Regions from separate parts of the Homo sapiens genome. Here region 2 is linked to region 1. The links are chromatin contacts, found by Hi-C or POLR2A ChIA-PET in ENCODE. All regions are on one chromosome and are shown on one strand. The core of a region is the stretch at or near the end of the contact, and the rest is flanking DNA. Distances in the headings are between cores, read along the strand shown.

What was found. Hi-C counts contacts between places; a loop is a spot of excess contacts on that map. ChIA-PET counts read pairs that join two places held with the same protein, here RNA polymerase II (POLR2A). Pooled maps may share reads with other maps.
Region 2: a pooled map shows a loop between it and region 1 (2.6-fold over the local background). The contact joins two enhancer-like sites. A Hi-C loop is called at or near these places in 2 of 168 maps with a recorded cell type or tissue (CD8-positive, alpha-beta T cell and naive thymus-derived CD4-positive, alpha-beta T cell), 6 of 37 single-sample maps with no recorded cell type and 15 of 50 pooled maps. POLR2A ChIA-PET finds 5 or more read pairs at or near these places in 3 of 52 experiments (Caco-2, K562 and Panc1).

What each region holds. Positions count from the first base shown.
Region 1 is chr17:38,483,167-38,488,925 of GRCh38, reverse strand. It overlaps ARHGAP23 (Rho GTPase activating protein 23), which reads right to left. Exons shown (of 24, transcript NM_001199417.2): 17 at 2,786-2,864. Among named protein-coding and RNA genes, the nearest start is that of ARHGAP23, 58 kb to the right of the region's middle. RefSeq lists an enhancer at 3,915-4,436. Within about 2 kb of position 3,170, at least 8 of the 41 ENCODE cell types and tissues checked have a DNase peak (open chromatin) inside an H3K27ac peak, as active enhancers do.
Region 2 is chr17:38,554,289-38,559,798 of GRCh38, reverse strand. It overlaps SRCIN1 (SRC kinase signaling inhibitor 1), which reads left to right. Exons shown (of 19, transcript NM_025248.3): 10 at 27-214; 11 at 1,397-1,572. Among named protein-coding and RNA genes, the nearest start is that of SRCIN1, 49 kb to the left of the region's middle. Within about 2 kb of position 1,543, at least 19 of the 41 ENCODE cell types and tissues checked have a DNase peak (open chromatin) inside an H3K27ac peak, as active enhancers do.

The DNA of each region.
Region 1 (5,759 bases), core at 1,921-4,420:
CCAGCCTGGATGACAGGGTGAGACTCAGTCTCAAGAAAATAAATAAAATTAAATAAAAATAAAATTAAAAATTGTTAGGCAGGGCGCGGTGGCTCACGCCTGTAATCCCAGCACTTTGGGAGGCCAAGGAGGGTGAATCACCTGAGGTCAGGAGTTCAAGACCAGCCTGGCCAACGTGGTGAAACCCCGTCTCTACCAAAAATACAAAAATTAGCTGGGCATGATGGTGGGCACCTGTAATCCCAGCTGTTCGGGAGACTGAGGCAGGAGAATCGCTTGAACCCAGGAGGCAGAGGTTGCAGTGAGCCAAGATCACACCATTGCACTCCAGCTTGGGCGACAAGAGTGAAACTCTGTCTCAAAAAACAAAACAAAACAACAACAACAAAAAATTTGTTTTCAGTTTCTATACTGCAAAGTGAAAGGCAAATGGCAGGCCAAAGCAAATATTTGCAAAAACTAACAAAGGGTTAATAGCTGTAAAACACAAAGAGCTTTTCTCCCGCAAATCAACATAAGAAAAAGATAAACAACGCAACAGAAAAATGGGCACATGGTCTGATCGAGCAATTACAGAGAAAATAGAAACAGCCAATATGCTAATGAAAAAAGATTTAATCTCCCTAGTAATGAGGGCAATGAAAATAAAAACAATAATGAGATACCATTTCCCTTATCTGATTAGCAAAAGTTTAAAATGTTAATAATATTTAATGCTGTCTGGGTGAGGTGGCTCAAGCCTAAAATCCCAGCACTTTGAAAGGCCGAGGCGCGATGATCACTTTAGACCAGGAGTTGAAGACCAGTCTGAGCAATGTAGTGAGACCCTGCCTCTACCAAAAAAAATTTTTTTTTAATTAGCTGGGTGTGGTGGCACAAACCTGTAGTCCCAACTACTCAGGAGGCTGAGATGGGAGGATCACTTGAGCCCAGGAGGTTGAGGCTGCAGTGAGCCATGATTGCGCCACTGCATTCCAGTCTGGGCAACAGAGCAAGATTCTGTGTCAAATAATAGTATTTTTATTTTTATTTTATTGTATTATTTATTTATTTATTTATTTTGAGATGGAGTCTTGCTCTGTCACCCAGGCTGAAGTGCAGTGGTGCGATCTTGGCTCACTGCAACCTCTGCCTCCTGGGATCAAGCAATTCTCCTGTCTCGGCCTCCCTAGCAGCTGGGACTACAGGCACCCGCCACCACATCCAGCTAATTTTTGTATTTTTAGTAGAGACGGGGTTTCACCACAGTCAGGCTGGTCTTGAACTCCTGACCTCAGGTGATCCACCCGCCTCAGCCTTCCAAAGTGCTGGGATCACAGGCATAAGCCACCATGCCTGGCCTTCAAGTAACAATAATAGTTATAATATCCAATGCTGTTGGGGATGTGGAGAGACAGACTCCTACATTTTAGTGGGAGTCTAAACCAGGGCCTCTTTCTCAGAGTGCAATTGACACTGGTCTCAGAAAGGTTCACCGGGACTTTGACCCAGCAATTCTACATCTAAGAATCTCCTTAGAGAGCACAGATCCAGGCGTGCAAGGACTTATTCAAGGAAAGCCATTGCAACAGGTTGTGTAATAGCAAACATTTGAAGACAACCTAAATATCCATCAATAGAGGAGTACTTAAAGAAATTGTAGTCTATTCAAACCATGAAATTCTATGTGGCTGATTTAAAAGAAGAATGAGGTAGAGCTCTCTGCACTGACACGAATGAATCTCAGAATTACAACTCTGCTTTTGTTAAAAACAACTCAACCAGCGGTGTGCTGGAGCCCGCTCACACCAGCTCCTGAGAGCGACTGTGTGCCTCTCTTCCCAATTCCATGTTGGTGACATCATGTTGGTGGCTTGAAATAAACCATGGTAGGAGTATTTACGCCATGGAAGCTGGAAAACGCTAGGCATTAGGGCTTTTTTCCCCCAGAGACAGATGTTAAACATCTGCCAGCACACCCCTGAACCCACCCAAATCCAAACCCCACGCAGGCACGTGTGTATCTCTGCCATGCATATAAGAGGGCCAGGAGAGAAACACAACAGATTGTGAATAAGCAGTTCAGCAAACGGCCAAAGCCCGTCGGTGCCCGACGCCTGGGGTGGAATCCTGGCTCTGCCATTTACAACCTGTGCGACCTTGGGCAAGGCATTAAACTTCTCTGAGCCTTGGTTTCCTAATCTGTAGAGGGAAGACAATAGCACCTTCCTCATGGAGTTGCTGTAGGGAGTTGTGCTTGGCACACTCTAATGCTCAGAAAGTGTTAGCCACAACCTCCCGTGAAAGGGAGCAGGACATTCACAGGGTCCTGTGCTGTTTTCTTCATTCACATCTGTACAATCTATGTTTTTTAAATAAGCTTTTGTGTTAAAAAAAAAAAAAAAAAAAAGCCAGCGTGGTGGCTCATGCCTGTAATCCCAGCATTTTGTGAGGCTGGGGCAGGCAGGAGGATTGATTGAGCCCAGGAGTGCAACACCAGTCTGAGCAACATAGTGAGAAACTCCCCCCATCTCTGAAAAAAAACTTTTAAATTAGCTGGGTGTGGTGGTGTTCACCTGCTGTCTCAGCTACTCAGGAGGCTGAGGTGGGAGGATCGCTTGAGCCCAGTAGCTTGAGGCTGCAATGAGCCGTGATTGCGCCACTGCACTCCAGCCTGGGCAACAGAGCAAGACTGTCTCAAAAAAAAAAAAAAAGAGTAAAACCAACAAACCAAATGCAAAAGTAGTGGTCAGGGTGAGGCACGGACTGGTGTCCCCTCCCCGCCCCACTTCCACCTCCTACTCACCATCAGTGAAAAGAGGCTCGGGCAGCTTTCGGAAGAAGGACTTGAGCAGGCTGCTGATCACATTGAGGTCTTGCCAGCGCTGGGGGAGGGGTCAGATGTCAGGCACAGGCAGGCCCAGCCCGATGCCCATGCCTCCACGATCATTCACCCCAGAGCCCAATCAAGCCCACCAGGCCCTCCCTGGGACCTACTTAGACCAAGCTCTCTACTCATCAGGATGGTGGCAGCAGAACTGAGTCCCCAGAGAGGTCCTGTGCCCACACTCACACTTGGCCCCAGCCCCTCCCTGCTCCTGCCAGTGCGTGGGCTCCAACACCTCCCCATGCACAGAAAGTCCCAGGCACTGTGGGGAGACAGTGAGTGGCAGCTGCTGCCTCCACTGGGCACAGTTTAAGCATCCGTGACACAGCAGTCATTCGTGCCGGCTCCTTCCTGTCTCAGGTCCTCTGCATGTGCTGGTTTCCTCAACCAGAACTTTCCTCCCCGCCTCCACACAACTGGCTCCTCATCCCCGCCTAAAAGTCGCTCTTCAAAGAGGCCTTCTCTGACCCTCATAGCTAAAGCAGCCACCTTCACCACTGCCCTGTCACCTGCACCCCAGCCCTGACTTTGTTTCCTTCCTGGCGCTTAACCCAATTTGTCATTATTTTCTGCTTTTGTTTCCGTGTTCATGCCTGTCTCCCTGCAGGACTGTAAGCTCCAGGAGGAGACAGGATCCCGTCTGTCTCATTTCCCACTGTGCTCCTATCACCTAGCAAGGACAGTTAACCTGGTACTTACATGGCCCTAAATCAGTAGTTCTAACAGAAGGAGGCAATTTTGTCCCCCAAACTCCCACTCCACCCACAGAGGACATTTGACAATGTCTGGAGCCATTTTGATTTTCCCAACTGGGAGGTGCCACTTGCATCTAGTGGATCGAGGCCAGGGATGATGTCAAATTCCCTCCAGTGCACAGGACAACCCCACACAACAAATAATTGTTCTTCCCAAAATGTCCACTGAGATTGAGAAACCCTACTCTAAAATAAATGGTTGTCGAGTACAAGAACTAACGGCCGGGTCGTTGTCCCTTCTGTCCTCCAGGGGGCACCATCACCCCACATTGCAACCAAGTTGGGCACAGCCGCCTCGCTGGGAATGGCTCAGAATAACTCAGGCCCAGAAAGCGACCTAATACCCCCAACAAAGAGACACAGTACAGCAGTACACACACTCATTACAATGGATCCACAGCTTAATGCCAGACAATCCCATAAACAATACACTCCCCACAGGCTCACCAGGGGTTAGATTCATCCCCCACTACACTTACTCCCAGCACGACCCACAACAAATGACACAATGATATCCAAGACAAAACAACACACCCAATATACCTCGTATGCCCCCAGCTGGCCCTGGCTTGGACCAGCTGCCTGCCAGCATGGCCCCCTCATCTCACACACACCCAGTGCGGCTCCTGCCCACCCGACTCCGTTACCTCCTGGCCCTCAGGTGTGAGCTCCTCTCATCTCCCAGCTGCCAAACCCAATGCCCTGGCCAGTGCTTCCTGGTTCCTCCAGAGTGAAGTGTCTGCCCTCACCCCAGCCTCACTGGCGGCCCTCTCCTTCTGTCCCACTCAGAGCGTGGCCCCTGCTGTTCTGCGGCCCACCCTTGGTCATCCCATGCCTCAGCTGCAGCAGGACCCATGCCACTCTCTAGTCCAGGCTCAATATAGCGCCTGTTTATGCCCTCACCCCATGCAAGGGACTTTCCACACCCCAAATCCAATGGAGCCACTCCCTGAGACGGCCCCTCCCTTCCGCCTCTCCTCACGCTGCCCCACTCCCTGGTTTCTGCCAAGGGAAGATACCACCAGCCCCAGCTCAAACATGCGGCTCTTCCTCGCCCCTCCTTCCTCCCTCTCATGCAGACAACTCTTAGGGTTGCTCCCATCCTCCCCCTTCCCCTGAGACCACCAAGTCCTCCCGACACTTAGCGCTTCCATAGATCAGTGACTTCTCCCCAGACCCCTGCCCTCCGCATTCGTATCCAATGGACATGAGCAGGAGCATTACTGTTTCTTGAACTTTGTTCTCACGATGCCTCCCCAGCTTAAGAACCATCAGAAGCTCCCTACTGTCCATCAGATCAAGGTCGAAGTCTTCAGTGAAGCCATCAAATGCCTTCTCTGTCCCCCTGGGGCCTCACCCTCCCCACCTCCAAGCCCAGGAGGTAGATCCACTCTCTGTCCTAACCCTCAAGCCCTCCCCGGCCCTTGCTGGGGTTTTGGAAAATGCCATCGTCTCACACCCCGAAAGGCTTCCCGTCCACCTGCCCCCTCCTATTCATTCCTCCAATACTCAAACCCTCCAGCCACCACCTGCTCCAGCCTGAGCACCCTCTCCTTCCTCATCACAGTGTGGTCCCTGATGAGAGATCATCTTTTTCTCTTGTCCACAATTTCACACACACTTGTCTCAGCTCCTCATTCTCCAAGGACAGGAAGACTTGTGTATTCCATGAGCCTTCACGTGTGTGATTCGTGGGACATCACTGCCCACGTTCACGGTTTTCCAAAATATCTTTTTTATCAGAGCCCCTTTGGGCAAATAAAATTGTACATGAAAACCCAGTACAACAGACAGGGCAAAGCAGGGTTGCTCTAGCAAGGACAGGGGGTCCTGACCTGCCCCTGGCCTCCCAAGGCCCCTCTGGGGAACCCTAGGACTCTGGGGAACACCCTTTGAGAATCGCCGGCCTTGCTGGAAACACTTAAGTGTGATTGCAGATCCCTTCACAGGCTGGTCTCATCTCGCCTGATCAGCCACTTCTCTTTCCATGTTGCAGCCACCCAAATTGCTGGCCATTCTAGAAAACATCATATATTCCCCTTTTTCTAAGCCGGCGGTTTGTAAACCATGGTCTGTAGGCAATATCTAGCCACAGCCTGCTTTTGGATGGCCCTTGAGCTAAGTATGGTTTTTACGTT
Region 2 (5,510 bases), core at 294-2,793, 72 kb before region 1:
TCTCCCATCCTCGTGGTCCTCTGCAGCCTGTGGGTCAGGCGGCCGGAGCAGCGGGGCCACCCCGGTGTCCGGCCCGCCCCCGCCCTCGGCCAGCAGCACCCCCGCAGGTCAGCCTACCGCCGTTAGCCGGCTGCAGATGCAGCTTCACCTGCGAGGCCTGCAGAACAGCGCCAGTGACTTGCGCGGCCAGCTCCAGCAGTTGCGCAAGCTCCAGGTACCGCCCCGTCCTGGGCCCCGCCCCACCAACGCCCACCTACTGGTAGAAGTCCCTTGCCGCAAGTCCCGCCCCATCCCCTACTACCTCATCCTTTTCCCAGAGCTTCCACGCCCGAGTCCTTCGCCGCTCACTGGCCTCTCTCCGAACCCTTTCTCCCCTTCCCCTTTCTTGAGCTTCCGCTCCCTCGCTGAACCTCCACTTCCTCACCAAGGCCTTATCCCTCGCCCGTGACCCCCTCATTGAGCCCTCCTTCTCCTTCCCTGAGTCCCCATCGCCCTCCTGGAGCCCCAGTCACCCACTGAGCCCCTCCGTCGTCAGTATCCCTCGGGGCAGTTCCAGTTCCTTCCTGCCCTGCATCCCTTTCCCTGAGTCAGCGAGAGCCCTTCCCCCAAGTCCTCTCAGCTCCTCCCTCCTGAGCCCCAACAGTCTCCCCGGCCCTGCTTGGCAGATGGTCCCACCTGTCAGGAGCTTGGCATCGCCGAGTCCGCTCCTCAAGCAGGCCCAGGGGCCGTCAGGTGAGGATAATTAGCAGAGACAGGCTGGGGAGGGGGCAGAGAATTGCCATCTGGGCAACGGGTAAGATCTTGCCCACCCCCGCCATTCAGGCTTGGAACAGGGTTGGATCGATCATCAACTTAGTCTTCCTGTCCCAGCCATAGAAGCTCTATCAAATGCCAGCGCTTGAGTCCTTCATTCCAGTCCCGTCCCCATTCCGGGATGATGGAAGCCATAGCCATGCGGCCGCACTGTCGGCAGGGACCTACATAGGGCTACACCCTGTCCCGCAAATATTCCCAACCCCTTCTCCTGCCTCATATTCCCCAGAACTTAACCTTGCCCTCCTCCCCCTGCAATACCACCCCTGCTCGCGGCCACAGCCATGCAGCTCCCCCTTTGCATGGCCCATTTTAACGCTCCCCTCTCCACGATCCCCATCCGTTCTCCTCCTGCCTCTGTTCTTCCCCAGAACTTAGCCCTCTGCCCCTGCCCTTCGCCATCCCGCCCCTGCCCTTCGCCATCCCACCCCTTCGCTGCTGCCTGAGGCGGAGCCAAGCAGCCGCTTCTTCTGCAGAGCCCCGCCCTGGATTGGGCAGTCCTCTACCCGCCTTCTCCCGGCCCTTCCCCTGCCTCGCGGCTCCGCTCCCCCCACCCGGGTCCATCCGTCCGTGCGTCCCGCAGCTACAGAACCAGGAGTCGGTGCGCGCGCTGCTGAAGCGCACGGAGGCAGAGCTGAGCATGCGCGTGTCGGAGGCGGCGCGGCGGCAGGAGGACCCGCTGCAGCGGCAGCGCACCCTGGTGGAAGAGGAACGGCTGCGCTATCTCAACGACGAGGAGCTTATTACCCAGCAGCTCAAGTGAGGCTGGGCCCGCGGCGGAGGGAGGGGTGGGGGTGCGGCTGGAGTGACCCGCAACCTGGTTTCCCTGGGAGGCGCAGCTCCCTTCCCTCTGAGTCACAGGTGGCGTTGGTCTGTTCTGAAGCCTGATTTCATTCTCCTCTGGCCTGATTTCACTGTGACCCACAAACTTTTGACCGGCTGGCATTATTCCTGATTTCTTTTTTCTGGCTTGATGCCTGCTTTTGCTATGGTCTTGCTTCATAATGATCCACACTCAGGCTTCCTGTGGCCTGCAGCTTCACTGTCATGTGGCCAGCTGCCTGATTTCCCTCTGCCCTCTGCCTACTTTCATTTTGGCCTGTGACCCGTGCAAAGTGACCCTTGGGTAGTGAGTTCAGGTGCAGCGTTCAGGTGCCGTCACTGCTCCAGCCTGGCGCTGACCAGCCATCATTGGAGATCCGATTCCCTGATCTCTGAGTCCAGATATAGCCAAGGAAAACCCACCTTCCTTCCTAGTGCAGCTGGAACAGGGCTGTAGTGTTTTCAGAAGGAAGGAGGAATCGCGAACACTGTGCCTCCGCATGCTTAGGCATGGAGGGGTTAACAGAAGACAGTCTTCTGATCCAAATTTAGCAAATGGCTGTCTGGCCAACCATTCCATTGTCTGGCACCTTTGAAGGGAGACGCTGCCTTTCAGTGTCCATTCAGGGAGTGAGCACCCACCCTGCTTTCCCTCGCCAGTGATAAGGATCTGAGACAGAGGCCCTGCTCCTTCCTTTGGGCCCTCTCTTGGTGACACAGGGCACTAGGGGACCTGGAGTCCAGTGCCAGCACTGAGAGGCTGAGTGATCAGGGCAGTTCCTGCCCCTCTCTGTGCCCCAGTGTCCTCATCTGTACCCAGCATTAAGTTTTTCACCTCTCTTTTCAACAAGGGGTTGAGTTGTACTGGCCAGTGACTCCGGGAGCCAGGAGAGGCTGCTCCTTGGAGCCCAGCTTCCTCACTAAGTCATAAATGAGCCTCTTGCGACGGGCTCCTTGAGATGGGTTGCTGCTCCTCAGCCTGAGGCCCACATAGCCTGGTGGTACATGTGCATTTTAGCAAGGCCCAAGGCAACAATTCCCATGACACCATGTGGCTGAAATAGGGTAAGGGGCCACCCCATCACTCTAGGTGTGATAACTTAGTGAGGACTCCAGCCAGATCTCCAAGCAGACTGGCAGGTGTCATCTCTCCTCACCCAGGGAATTCCATTTCTCCAGATTTTCTATCCTTTCCTTGTCCCTTTTCATTCAGCCCAGAGGAGGGGGGTTGGAATTTTCAAAAGCAACTTTACCGAGACATTAAAGGAAAATTAAAGGAGATCTAAAAGCACAGAGCCAGAAGATACGAAAGGAGAGATTTATGCTACCGTCATTATAAGTGTTTGGTCCTTGGCTCCCTGAAGGCCTTGGTTCTCCAGGAACACAGACTCCCCAACCCCTGCCCCATTATCAAACCCATTACTCAGAGAGCTTGGGACCTGCATTACTGTTTCTGGCAGGATTCTCCATCCTCCTGAAAGGGGACTCCTGCTTCTTCTGGGTTGGGCAGATACTGGGCTCCAACCTGGCCATGAAGGCCCTCCCTGCCCAGCTCCCATAGCCTTCCCAGGCTTTAACCCTGCAGCCCCCCTGCCCCACACTCTGGCTGTAGCTCGTGGTTACTCCAGGAGCTTACGCTTACTCTTGCTCCAATTTGCTATACCACTTCCTCTTTCCTGGCAACTTGCTGGAAGTTAAAACTGGTTCTGTTTCATTCAACTTGACTCACTCACCTGCCCATCTAGCCCAGCACTTAAGGTCTGTCTGGGCACTGCCTTTAGGTGCAGCCTCTGCTGACTGAGACCTTTTAGGTCCTGGAATCTACCTTTGCCTAACCCAGGTCCAGCTTTGTAGGTATGCCACGTGTGCGGTCACGCGGAGCCCCATGCTTGGAAGGGCCCCATGCTTGGTGTAATGCTCTGCTGTTGCCATCTTGAAATTCTTAATAATTTTTAAACTAGAGGTAACATTTTCATTTTGCATTGGGCCCCATAAATTATTTAGCTGGTTCCATTTTGACTCTCCCCTCTTGACCCCTCCAGGACTAAACCTGGGCTTGGAAAGCCTAGCCACATTTTAATCCAGTGTCTAGACTAGCTGGCCTGGGACTCATTTGCAGAGCTTGCCCAGGTTAGAGGCCCCCCAACTTTGGCAGATTGGGTGATCAGAACATCAAGTTGCCGATTGAGCTTAGGGAGGCCTAGTCTCTCCTGCCTAAGAATTGCAGTGTTGTCATCTCCTGGAAGCTTATTTGAGTCCTTTACATGAGAGTCTCTTCCCCCTCTGAGTGATGTTTGGGAGTGACCATTTTATAAAACTGGCACAGCCTGGACCAGTCAGGTGTTACACATATGAGCAGGGGAATTGTTCTTTCCCATGTGGTAGAGCGAGGGCTGGGCTAGGACAGTGTATGGATTGGGGGCAGCGTGGCTGATGTTGGTCTAGTGTGAAAATGAGATGCAGCAGAACCAATGGCTGATGTCAGATGTGAGTAGATCCCGCTTTGCTGCAAAATAGCTGTATGACCTTGAACTAACTAGTTAATCTCTTTGAATATCTGAATATCTTTTTTTCCTTTTTTTAAAATGCCAGAGTCTTAGGATAGCTAATTAATTAGGGTAGCTTCCTATAACAAATAAGCTCCCAAATTGTTTAATAATTCAAAAGTAATAAACATATCTTTCTCATGGAACAGTATTGGGTGGGTTAGGCGGGTGGCTCTTCTCCATGCAGTCATTCAGGGACCCAGGCTGATGGAGGTTCTGCCGTCTTCAACATGTGTTTTCCAAGATCACCCAGAGAGTTTCCAACCAATGGAAAAGGAGAAAGGAGCATGGAGGACCTTACATGGGAGGTTTTTGTGAGCCAGGTCTGGAAGCAGCATGTATCCCTTCCACTCATCTTCCATTGGGTAGACTTCAGTTAAATGGCCACTTATCATTGCAAGGGAGGCTGGGATGTGTAGTCTAGGCTCTGAGCCACTGTTTGTCTGTGTATAAGCTGGAGATAATAACTGTTCCCACCTCCAGGATTTGTTTTGAGGGTTAATTAAAGTAATGAAAGCCAAGGCCTGAGTGTGGCACCTGGCATACAGTAAGTGCGTAATACAGGATAGCTCTTTAACTGGTAGTGTTGCTGAGTCACAAGCTTTTGCCCTTGACTTCAACCCAGTCTGTCTTTTCACCTGCTAGTTGGATGAAGATGTGTAAGGCGTGCTGATAAGATTTGCTGATGACACAGAGCTTTAAGGGGGAGCAAATCTGTTGGATGGTAGAACTGAAATTCAAAAGTTGTTTGCCCCTGGATTGAGCTGAAATCCAACAATGGGATTTGACAGGAATATATATAAAGTCCCGCATGTGAGTCAGGGATGTCAGCGACTCAAGTACAGAACTGAGATGACTTACCTGGGCAGCAGTTCCTTCTCTCCCTTGTTCATTCATTCCACAATTATTTCCCAGACATCTACTCTGCACCAGGCACCATGCCAGGTGCTAGAAACCGGAGATGAATCTGGAAGACATGGTCTTTGCCTGCCTGGGGTTAGTAGTCCAGAAGGCTGCACAACCCAGCCAACAGGAGCTTCAGCGGTTTGGAGGGCAGGAAGCAGACCCAACAGCCGCAAGGGGAGGGGCTGGAGGACAGCTTCCCACTGAGACCTGAGGATCAGTGGGAGTTAGCACGTGTGTGTGCCTGTATGTGTATGGGTGAATGGAATATTCTAGGCAGAGAAAACAGCATTATAAAGAGCCAGAGAGGACAGCACATGTAGCACCTCAGAGCAGGTCTGAAGGGCTCTAAGCAGAAGCCAGATGAGATGAGGGTTACAGCAGCACGGAAAACAAGAGCAGTTCCCAGGCACTGAGCCCTTTGCC